2 separate regions of the Homo sapiens genome follow, and region 2 is linked to region 1. A link is a contact called in ENCODE POLR2A ChIA-PET data. All regions are on one chromosome and are shown on one strand. The core of a region is the stretch at or near the end of the contact, and the rest is flanking DNA. Distances in the headings are between cores, read along the strand shown.

Region 1 (5,880 bases), core at 1,729-4,228:
GTTTCCTTGCTCCAGAGCTCCCCATGCTTCATGGGCCAATATCAGGGTCACGACCCATCCCCACTGAGCACCAGGTCCCTGTCCAAATCAAACCTTGGCCAGAGCTTCAGGGTGGGTTGGCTAGAAAAACCATCAACTATGTACGTGTGTGTGTGTGTGTGTGTGTGTGTGTGTGTGTGTGTGTATAAATGCTTGTGCCTGGGTCTGTGACCCAAGTTCCAACACAAAGACACTTTGTACTGGAACGCTGGAGCCATTCCAACATGAACAGCAAGAATAGAACCTGTGCTGGCTGGTCTAAGATCAAACCTCGAGATGGTGGTTTGAAGTTCTTCTTCAAAGAAAGCTTGAAAATGAAATCTCAGTAGGCAAGACAGATAAAAGCAGAGTTATTCTGGTGGCGGCGGAAATGGGAGGAGGGCTGGAAACCTATCCTTTGCCTCCACTCCCATCTTCCCACTTTAGCATCCCCTGACAAAGCTCTGTGGAATATCAGGGGTTCCGCAGCACCTGGTTTGAAAACCACTGTGTCAGTGTCTACAAACCATAGGCCCCACGGACCTGTGCTTTGACTTCCCTTTTGGGGTGACGAGTTGGAGTGTGATGGGGGGAGGATGTTTCCCCTTCAACAGGGCGTGTCTTTGAAGCCGCTGTGCAGTGACCCTGTGGGGAAGTGGTAGAGGTGGGGTCCTGCCACTTTCGTCCAGGAGGAATGGCAGAAGAGATGGAGCTGCCTGGGCCAGGAGGAAACACCAAGCCCAGTGCAGGCCGTATAGATGAGGGTTCAGGAGTGTTTTGGTCCTTTTGAGTTTAAAAAATTATAGATATCAGAACAGGCATAGGCCTATGTCCATGAGACCCTATAAGAGTGTAAGACTGGGACCTAACCCCTTCCTCCTGGATGGGTGGAGAGCAACCAGTCCCCAGTGACAGGCAGGAGAGAAGCTGCCGCTCTGGGATGCTGACGCCACTGCATCCGCTGTGGCTCGGCTCTCAGGACAAAAGGCTTGGGTTTTTCCTGGGCCCGAAGCCCTCCCAATGTCACTGAGAAGCTGTGGTGGCTCCAGTTGCTCCTGGAAGAGGCCTTACACTTTGAAGGGAAGGAACAGACAATTTCTATTTCTCCTTGCCCTTAGATTTCTGCGGATGGGTGGTTTCAGCTCCCTGAGCCTGGGGGCTGGTGGCTCTCTTTAACCTGGGTCAGAGCCAAGGCCCCTTGGCCTCTGTGGGGTCTGAGAGATGGGAGATGTGACACCAGGCCTAGGAGGGTCCAAGATGTCCCCCTCCACCAATCACTGACAATATCCAGGTCTTCCCTCTGTGTCCTGGTTGCTGGGACCACTATTTTTGGGCATGATATTCCTGAATTGTATCTAAATTTCCCTCTCAGCTGGGTCATCAAAGCCAAATTGGCTGTATCTCATTCTGGTTGACATCTGCCTAAGTGAGAAGCAGGGCAAGCGATGAAGACTGGTGGGGAGGGCTCCTCCTGCAGCAAACTTTCTGTGTGACCTTGGGCCATCCCTGCAGTGGCAGGGCCACACACATCCAGCCATTTTCAACTTACAGAGCCCTGACCGCTGACTTTCATCTCATCTGGGCCTCATAACAATTCCTGCGTCAGGCAGGGAAGGGATTACAATCCCATTTTACAGTTAGGGAAATTGAGCCCCAGAGGTTGAGTAGCTTGCCCAAGCCCCCCAGGTGGTTGGTGACAGGCAGGACTGAGAGGCGGCATTGGGGACTTCCAGGACAGAGTTCCTTTCACTGCACCATGTAGGAACCAGCTTGTCAGGAACTCTCCCACAGAACCAACAGCCAGGTGAACCCACTCTAGCAGGTCTGAGCTTTGAGGCTGAGGAGAGGTGCAGCCAAATAACTCAGTCCTTATCTTCATGGGGACTGAACTCTTCCCCTGGGTGGAATGCTGAGGAGGTCCCGCTGGCTCTCTGCTCGGTGGGTTTTCACCGGGGCATGCTTTTCCTTCCTGCCCGGACCGGTGTCCACACGCCACCCACAGGGCACACTGCAAAGTCCCAGTGACGGATGGCTTGGCCAGTGCAGGCCCCAAACACTTGGCAGAGAAACCGCCAGTACTGTGGGATGGTGCCTGGGGCCTAGTGAGGCTCCCCCACCCCTAGTTTCACTTCAAGGTATCACCTGGGCAGGCTGACTCCAGAAAGGAAAGGGGCCCTGCAGAGAAGCACTGGCTCGGCCATGTTTGGGGGCTGGGAGGTGGTGCCTGGAGTTGACCAGAAGCTTGGAAACATGACCTGCGGCTTCCTCTCCAGGAAGAGGCTGAAGGAAACACTTTGGCCTGTGTGTCCCTCGAGGCTGCAGCGTATGGCCGTGCAGCAGGGCACCTCTGGCCAAGGGGCAAGGGGTGCTAAAATCCAACCTGTGTGTCACTCCCAAAGCTGTGCGTTCTAGTGTAGGTCTGAATCCACCTGGAAAGGGCACCGTCTTCTAATTCACATCAAGGCACCATAGGGACCAGCAGCCACCAGGAGCCCTGAAGGCAACTGCCCTCTATTACTTATCCCTACAACGTTTCCCTGACCATGGGCTTCCTGAGGACAGGGGCTGGGACTGACCCATCTCTGTGGCTCCAGTACTTGGCATAGAGCTGAGTCATCAGCAAAGGATGGTAGGCTGAATTCAACTAAATTTGGCCATTGCCTTGTGCAGTCCTGGCTCCAGGAGAAAAAAAAAAAAAAAAGATAGTGCTCTGATCCTTCCCTGCAGCTGGAGAAATTTGCTAAATAACACTGGGCTAAACCCAAAAGGGTGAGCGTGATGTTGAGGTGCAGGAGGCTCGGGAAACCAGCCTGACAAACGTTTTCCATGCATGAGTTAGGGATAGGGGAAGAAGTCTGCAGGAAAGAGGTCATCCCAAACACTAAAGGATCTTGTGTCAGCCCCAAAGGTTTCAGAAGACACTGGAGGGCATATGTTTGCCATGCATTGCTCCAGCATTTCATCAGCTCTGCGCCTGCCCAGATGAGGTGCAGCCTGCCCAGCAAGCTCTAGGAGGGGCTGGATGCCTGGGGGACCTGCAACTAGGCCCTCAAGACTGGACAGGGTAGTACGACAGCCCCCAGCTGACTTGGTTCTGGTCTGGGGAGGGGTCCCTTGGGTTGAGTGGTCATGAGACTCAGAAGTCGCGCTGCCAGGCTTGTGAAACAGGTGATTTCACCACAGGAAATAAGTCACACTGCCTGCCCCAGGAGGTGCTGGACTGGAAAGGATTGAGATGCCACTTGTATAAGATTTTTTGTCTCCCTTTTCAGACAAGTATGGGAGAGAGATGGAAGGGAGCAGAAACTGAGGAGAGAGCCCTTGTCCTGCTAATCAATATATTTGCCTGGGTAAACCTCAGGGTGTCTGTGCCCACAGGGGGCTGTGAGGTACTGCAAGCCCTATCATAAGCCCCTCAGCCAAGCCTCAGCAAAGATATGCTCTGTCCCTCCTTGGGCAACTCATGCTACCTATGGCCACAGCCTGACATCAATCCCTTCCCAGTCTTGGGCACAGGGTGGGGTTGAGGGCAGTTGGTGCTCCATAGGGCCCTGCCACCTCTGAGGTCCAATAAATCCCCTCTGGAGGCAGAGAGACCAGTCAGCAGCTCTGGCTCTACCCACCAGACCAGGAGCTCTAATGTTCACAAATTCTTGGTGGCCAGAGCTAGGAAGGCCCATTGTGATCATCTGGTCAAACTCCTTGCTTTCCCAAGTGAGAAACTGAGGCCCAGAGTGGGGAAGGAACTTGCCCAAAGTCACACAGTAAGTTATTCTCAAAGGCCAGGCAAAGAGGATAACTCCTAACACTTTCTATCTCATCTCCCATCTGGCTTCTTGCCCCAGGAACTGCCCCAGGTCTCAATCAACCCAACACCAGCTAATGCGTACTGGGTACCCATGACACTGGGAGCTATTGGAGGTCATCAACTCACCAAGAAAAGAAGGGGCTTATTTGCTACCCAGCAGCCTCCTTCCCTTCGGGTGAGGATATCTCAGTGGATGCTGCCACCTTCTGAGATAGGACCCCCTTTGACTGTGGCATGGTGGCCTCAGGCACTCTCTCCCAGTCCATAGGGTCAGTCCAGCCCTGGAGAATGGCAGGGGGAAGCAGGAGGATACTAGTGGCCTCGGCCCCCGCTGGACACCCATCCTCACTTCCTGCATGACCATGTGAAGTCCACAAGGAAGGGACATAAGGCAGACTCTCCTCTCCCCGCCCCCTGCCCCCATCTCTGAGCGCCCCCCTTCGGGAACCCTCCTCAGGAGCTTCAGCTCACTCTGCTGGGGGCTGGTGCTTGCTGAAGACCCCCTCCCTCCCTCCCTCTGCTTTTCTCTCTGTGCATATCTCTAGACAGGGCCATGCACTTGAAATACAAGGTAGCTAAGATGTCACAGCCTGACAGTACTGAAATATACTTGGGTGAGTCCACACAGCTTGCCTCAGTCTAGGTAACTGCTGGTAAGAAAGTCAGTCCAGTTGCTTTTCTCTACTCCTGGGGTCTACGAACTTTCACCAACATCACTATCAGACACAGAGGGACATCAGGTGGGGAGGAGGGTGAAGGCAGAAGGTCTTTGGTGGGTCAGAACTTCAAAAAGGCATTGAGAATCTGTCCACAGTTCTGCCCCTCCCAGCCAGAAGGAGGTGGCCTTCAACGCGGTCATCTTTTAGCTGCCAGAACTTTGTTAACCACCTGGGACCGTGGACATCTTCTCTCGTGTCTTGAGCCCTCATCCCCACCCCTCCAAGCCCTCATGCCCACCACACCGTGTCCCACATTCCCCATCCTCCCCTGTCTGCTCCCCATCTCAAGTCCAATTCCAAGGCCAGAGCCCTGGCAGCTTTTCTGGGAGACAGCATGAAAAGGAGGGGAGTGGAGATGGCAGAGATGGGGTGGAGCCAGTGCGCTGTGGTCCTGTTGGCGTGGTGATGTGGGGCCAATCCTGAGGCCAGAGGTTCATCACCGTGATCTGGAAGCCCACGGGGCCCCCTGGTAGAAACTGGAAGAACAAAGGGGAAAAGAAACCAGAACAGGAAGAAGACGAGTAAGCATCCGAGTGCACGAGAGTGGAGCCGGAGCCACGTGGAGGCAGGGCCGGCCCGTCTATCTGTTGTTGAGCTGTGGAGAGCCGGTACCATCCTCCTCTTCCTCCTTGTCATCCTTCATGCCTTTCAGTCTCTGGCGAGCAAAGTCCTCAAATACAATGTCGTCATCACTGGTGGGAGAGACAAGGAAAATGTGGTGTGTTTGCAGGGGCAGGGAGAGTAGGCTTATCCAGAGGCCCGGCCAGATGTGACTCAGAGTATGGCTCTGGGGCCGGGGAGAACCACCCTCTCTGAGGTCTCTGGCCTCTGGGGCTGACCATGAGCAGAAAGGCCTGTCTGGCTGGCACATGTGGATGCCACCTGTGGCAGTGGGGACAGTCACATCAGGACTCGGGCCAGTCATGAAAGGGGCAGAGAGGGGCATGAATTTGACTCTTGTGCCTGAGGGCTAGAAAAGTAACCTGGTTCTTTAGGAGGTGGGGGGAGCAGTGTGGCTCTGTAGCCAGAGGAAGGACTTATTCCCACTGTGAGAGGCCAGGCCACCAGTAGTTTCACAGCATGTTCTGAATCCCCCAAGAATAGGCCCGGCAAACCCCACCCCACCACCCAGAAAACTACCCTTAGGAAGCATTCCCGTTTCTGGACAGCAAGGAGTAGTTTGGCTTAATGAAAGAGAAGACCATGAAGAACCTTTCTCCCAGAAGTGTCAGCTCAGATTCTACCTTGGGGGATCCCAGACAGAAGAAGGCTGGGGTAGGAGGATGTGAATCTAAATAGGGGGGCAGAGGACCTGTTCGTGAGGAAAGGGGAGGC
Region 2 (5,880 bases), core at 996-3,495, 560 kb after region 1:
GGGGTCAAGTGATCCTCCCACCTCAGCACCCCCGCAAGTAGCTGAGACTACAATGGCATGTGCCTCCACGCCCAGCTAATTTGAAAATTTTTCGTAGAAATGAGTCTCACTCTGGTCTCAAACTCTTGGGCTCAAGAGATCCTCCTGCCTTGGCCAACCAAAGCAGTGTTGAGATTACAGCATGAGCCACCACACCCAGCCAACCCTTAGTTTTTACCTGATGTCCTTCTTCCGTGCCAGGATCCTGTCTGGATACCACATTGTATTTAGTTGTCCTGTCTCTTGCCTCCTCTTAGCTGTGGCAGTTCCTCAGACTTTCCTTGTTTTTGATGGCCTTGACAGTTTTGAGTATTGGTCAGGTGTTTTGTAGGATGCCACTCTTCTGGAATTAGTCTGATGTTTTTTCTTATGATTAGACTAGGGTGGTGGTGTTTTGGGAGCAAGACTTAAGAGGTAAAGTGCCATTTTCATATATTACGTACATATTATTAACATGATTTATCACTGTTTTTTTTTTTTTTTTTTTTGAGACAGAGTTTCGCTCTTGTTGCCCAGGCTGGAGTGCAATGGCACAATGTCAGCTCACTGCAACCTCTACCTCTCAGGTTCAAGCAATTCTTCTGCCTCAACCTCCTGAGTAGCTGGGATTACAGGCACCCGCCACCATGCCCAGCTAATTCTTCTATTTTCAGTAGGACGGGGTTTCACCATGTTGGCCAGGCTGGTCTTGAACTCCTGACCTCAGGTGATCCACCCACCTTGGCCTCCCAAAGTGCTGGTATTACAGGCATGAGCCACCATGCCTGGCTGATTTATCACTGTTGATTCTAACTTTTATCATCACCAGCTGTGGTAGCATATGATAGGAAAGGCAAACTAGCTGTTTTCTCCTATTACACTGTTATACTATCAGCATAACCCTTCTGACATTAGATGTGTGGGGCTTTTTCCCCACACACCAAGCGATCCTCCAGTGAACACCAATATGGTGTCCTATGATTCAATTCAATTCTGCCACAATCTCCTTAGAGTTAGTATCATATTCCACAAGTTAAAGGCTCAGACCCATAAAACTGTCCCCTACTTCACATGCCAGACGTAAGTCTGGGTCTCTGGAACTTCTTACCGACTGGCTATAAATTGGGGGTTCCTATGTTCCCCTCCTCAGGCTCAGTCATTTACTAGAGCAGCTCACGGAACTCAAGAAAGCACCTTGCTTGCACTTACTGTTTTTTTTTTTTTTTTAAATAAACAATATTACACAGGATACAGACGAGCAGCCAGATGGAAGATATCATAGGGAACAGTATGGGGGAAGTGGCCCAGAGCTTTCATGCCCTCTCATGGCAGCTCCACCCTCCACATGTTCAGCAACCCAGAAACTCTCCAAAACCTGTAGTTCTGTGATTTGTATGGAGGCTTCATCATGTAGGCATGATCAATTATTAAGTCAGTCTTCAGCCCCTCTCCCCTTCCTGGAGGATGGGGAGTGGGGCTGAAAGTTCCAAGCTTCTGATCATGGCCTGGTCTTTCTGGTGACCATTCTCCTTCTAGGAGCTCACCAAGAGTTGTCTCATTAGAACAAAGGATGTTCCTCACCTAGGAAACGCTGAGGGACTAGGCGTTGTGTCTGGAACTGGGGTCAAAGACCAAATATGAAAAGTAAAGATTCTCCTAGTACCCCTATGGCACCCAGGGAATGACAGAGGTTTTAAGAGCTCTGCACCAGGAACTGTGTACAAAGACCAAAGTATATATTTATTATTGTAAATTGAAGGGCCACAGGTAGTGTTTGTCAGGTTTCTCTGCTATAAGGTTACTCTTCCTCCCCTTCCCTCTATACTGTAGTCTTTGGAAGGAAGTCACTATGTGTAGTCCACACTTGAGTGAGATCTGTGCTCCCCCTTCTTGAGGGTAGAGTATCTACATAAATTATTTGGAATTTTTCTGTATGGGAGATTAAATCATGGCTCATTTCAGCCTCTAACTCCTGGACTCAAATTATGTGCCTCAGCCTCCCAAGTAGCTGGGACCACAGGTGCACACCACCATGCCTGGTTCATTTTTTAATTTTAATTTTTGTAGAGACAGAGTCTTGCTATATTGCCCAGGCTGGTCTCTACCTCCTGGCTTCGAGCAATCCTCCCGCCTTGGCCTCCCAAAGCATTGGTATTACAGGCATGAGCGACTGCACTGGGCCGGTAACTTAAAGTCACACAGAGTGTCAACAAAGGGACTACAATCTAGGTGTTTCCTGTTTGCCCTAGACACCCATTCTTTGCAGGGTTCTGGTGAAAAGTTTTAAGTACCTCAGAGTTTGGGACCATCAGGCTTTATATTTTATTTCCTACAGCACTTGTGCCTAACACTGTGCTGATGATTTAGTAGGAACTCATGTACAGTTTTTTTGTTTATGAGTCTTTCCCTTGAAGAACTTTACAGCCTAAAGAGAACAAGGAAAGATTGGATTCAGTGGTATTGAAACCCATGCAAAAAAACATGATAGAAGCAGAAAAGTAGATCTAAAGCTTGATTTTGCTGTATAGGATAAATATTTTCCCTTTCTGTGTTTATGTTTATTTGGATACCCTACTTTTGCTAATCTAATTTAATCATTTTTCTATTACTAAAAAAAAAATCAGCTTTATTGGCAAGGCCGTTCATCTTATCAGGAACATGTGCCTCACGCAATGCACTACCATGCCGTGTACATTCATTCCTTCTGCAAATATTTACTAAGCCCCTTGTAACTCGAAGAAAAAATGTAATATATAGTTGAGTATCTAAAAAGTAAAATGATGGCAATTTTTTGTGCTGGTTTGGCTCTTATAAATAAAATGATATGAGGAAGCCTCAGAAACTTAAGATATCAGCATCTTGAAATCATTATTTTTATGTGACAAAATGCTATTAGGAATTTATGTTTTTTGTTTGTTTCTCTTTTTCCTGTGAAAATGAGTTTTTTTTTTTTTGAAAGGAAAAGCTATGTTTATTTAGTGTTTACTTTAAAATGTCTCTACAGGATCACAATTCTTTGTGGTAGAAAATTCAGAAGTGAAACTGACTAGAAATAGAGCACAAGCAGAATTGAAACTAATAAGTTGGGCCTGAAGTGAAACGTATGGTAGAATGAAAAAAAATTAGATTTTCATAGTTTCCAAATGTGTATTTTTGATAAGCTGTGTATTTTTACCTGTCAGACATGTTACTGCTGGGGAGAAAAAGAAGTTTGTCATTTTTTTTTTTTTTTTTTTTTTGAGGCGGAGTCTCACTCTGTCGCCCAGGCTGGAGTGCAGTGGCACGATCTCGGCTCACTGCAAGCTCCGCCTCCCGGGTTCACGCCATTCTCCTGCCTCAGCCTCCCTAGTAGCTGGGACTACAGGCGCCTGCCACCACGCCCGGCTAATTTTTTGTATTTTTAGTAGAGATGGGGTTTCACCGTGTTAGCCAGGATGGTCTCGATCTCCTGACTTCATGATACGCCTGCCTCGGCCTCCCAATGTGCTGGGATTACAGGCGTGAGCCAGCGCGCCCGGCCAAGTTTGTCATTTTCAACGTACTGGAATGTGTACAGCTACAAACTGAAGGTGTTTTAGAAAAAGACATCTGTCTTATGAGAGAGGTTGAAACATTTTAGGTTTATGCTTTGTTTTAGGTTTAATGACATAAGTAATGTCTTTTTTTTTTTTTTGAGACAGCGTTACCCTGTTGTCGCCCAGAATGGAGTGCAATGGCACGATCTCAGCTCACTGCAACCTCTGCCTCCCAGGTTCAAGTAATTCTCCTGCCTCAGCCTCCCGAGTAGCCTCCCGAGTAGCTGGGGTGCCCACCACCCCACCTGGCTAATTTTTGTATTTTTAGTAGAGACGGGTTTCACCACATTGGCCAGACTGATCTCGAACTCCTGACCTCAGGTGATCCACCTGCCTCGACCTCCCAAAGTGCTGGGATTGCAGGCATGAGCCACTGTGCCTGGCCAGTAAAGTCTTATATTGTTAAATTTTTTCAATGCCTTGTACAGTATTTTAGCAGTTGCCTCCTTAGATTATAAAAGTAGACGAGTACACACAGAATGGAAACTTGACATTGGAATTTTACAATTCATAGTATACCTTCTTGATTTAGTATCACATAACCTTGTTTTCCATCTTATTTTAAGATGGAAACATGAATTTTGAATCATGGAATTTTGCAGATGCAAAACCTGAAGCCCTCTGAGGTGAAGCTATTTGCCTGGCCACAGACTTGTTCTAGCTATTTATTCTTGCCCTGGAGTATTTAGTAAAGAGTATTAGTTTAACAGATCTGTCTTGTGTCTTGTTCCTGCTTGTGGCAGAGAAATAAACAGAACCTGGGTCTTGTGAACAGTTCCACTGTTCTTGGCTGGGTGTGTTGAGAAGTTGTTTCTTTTTTTTTTTTGAGATGGAGTTTTGCTCTTGTCACCCAGGCTGGAGTACAGTGGTGTGATCTCGGCTCACTGCAACCTCCACCTCCTGGGTTCAAGCGATTCTCCTGTCTCAGCCTCCTTAGTAGTTGGGATTACAGGCGCCTGCCAGCACGCTCGGCTAATTTTTGTAATTTTAGTAGAGATGGGGTTTCATCACGTTGGCCAGGCTGGTCTCGAACTCCTGACCTTAGGTGATCCACCCACCTTGGCCTCCCAAAGTGCTGGGATTACAGGCGTGAGCCACTGTGCCTGGCCAAGAACTTGTTTCGTTTTCTTTCCTTTTTTTTTCTTTTAAGACGGAGTCTTGCTCTGTCGCTAGGCTGGAGTGCAGTGGCACGATCTTGGCTCACTGCAACCTCTGTCTCCTGGGTTCAAGTGATTCTCCTGCCTCAGCCTCCAGAGTAGCTGATATTACAGGTGCCCACCACCACACCCACCTAATTTTTTGTATCTTTAGTAGAGACGGGGTTTTACCATGTTGGCCAGGCTGGTCTCAAACTCCTGACCTCGTGATCCACCCGCCTCTGCCTCCTAAAGTGCTGGGATTACAGGCGTGAGCCTGGCCGAGAACTTGTTTCTTAAACTTCACTCGGTCCTTTGGCAACATTAGCCTCACAGCTTTGGGGATTTTAGGCTAGAACTGAAATGGAGGAGAGGCTGTATTTTAACGTTCTCTTTAAGGGCAGAGCACTCAGAGTCCACCCTCCCACGTCCCTTTTATGGTGTGAATTAGAGTGAAACTTTGGAATGTCCCTCTGGAGCTTAAATGATCAGTCTTCCTGTTTTGTCCCTGGGTACTTACCATGCCTATCTTTTTTTTTTTTTTTTTTTAAATGTTCTACTTAAGAACTTCTGTTCTCTGCCTCTTTAAGTTTCTGAAAGAGTAACCATCTGGTTTTTTGATGGTTTTATTCTGTGTAATATTTGGTGTTGATTGCTGTAGACCCTATGTGGTAGTAATGTTATTAGGCATTTTACTTATCCATTCTTTGTGAAAACTCCAGTATAGTGTGCTTATTGATTGAGAGGCTGAGACTGATAATGCTGAAGTTGAGCATCAGAACTTACCACTTTGGAGTCTCACTTTGTTGGTCCATTGAAATAGCTGGCGTTTTTTCCTACTGTGGTTTTTATAATGTCCAAAAGATGCAGTCAGACATTTTTGAAAATAATGAGGAACACCAGGAAGCTGAAACTAGCAGCAACCTTTGGCTTTTGTCAGTAGACTCCTGGGAAAGAAAAAAGGGAAGACATAAAAGTAAAAGTGAGAATCAGACTTAATAGATCATAAAAGTAAACATGAGAATCAGGCTTATGATCTGTTTTTTTTTTTTCTCCAGGAAAAATTTTATACTCTTTAACATGAGTGTAGCTTTTGTGATTAAGGGTTTAACAGTGAATACAAGTAATTCGTGTGTTCATATTAGCGTATG

The links. ChIA-PET counts read pairs that join two places held with the same protein, here RNA polymerase II (POLR2A).
Region 2: POLR2A ChIA-PET joins it to region 1 with 15 read pairs in activated CD8-positive, alpha-beta memory T cell. The contact joins two enhancer-like sites. POLR2A ChIA-PET finds 5 or more read pairs at or near these places in 4 of 52 experiments (BJ, HepG2, RWPE1 and 1 more).

What each region holds. Positions count from the first base shown.
Region 1 is chr11:75,261,038-75,266,917 of GRCh38, forward strand. ARRB1 (arrestin beta 1) reads right to left here. Exons shown (of 16, transcript NM_004041.5): 16 at 1-5,237. The coding sequence ends at 5,126. Among named protein-coding and RNA genes, the nearest start is that of TPBGL, 23 kb to the left of the region's middle. RefSeq lists enhancers at 822-1,321, 1,680-2,611, 4,646-5,147, 5,148-5,647 and a silencer at 4,968-5,057. Within about 2 kb of position 2,979, at least 8 of the 41 ENCODE cell types and tissues checked have a DNase peak (open chromatin) inside an H3K27ac peak, as active enhancers do.
Region 2 is chr11:75,821,435-75,827,314 of GRCh38, forward strand. All of the region lies in intron 1 of UVRAG (UV radiation resistance associated), which reads left to right. Among named protein-coding and RNA genes, the nearest start is that of UVRAG, 9.2 kb to the left of the region's middle. RefSeq lists an enhancer at 2,982-3,061. Within about 2 kb of position 2,246, at least 4 of the 41 ENCODE cell types and tissues checked have a DNase peak (open chromatin) inside an H3K27ac peak, as active enhancers do.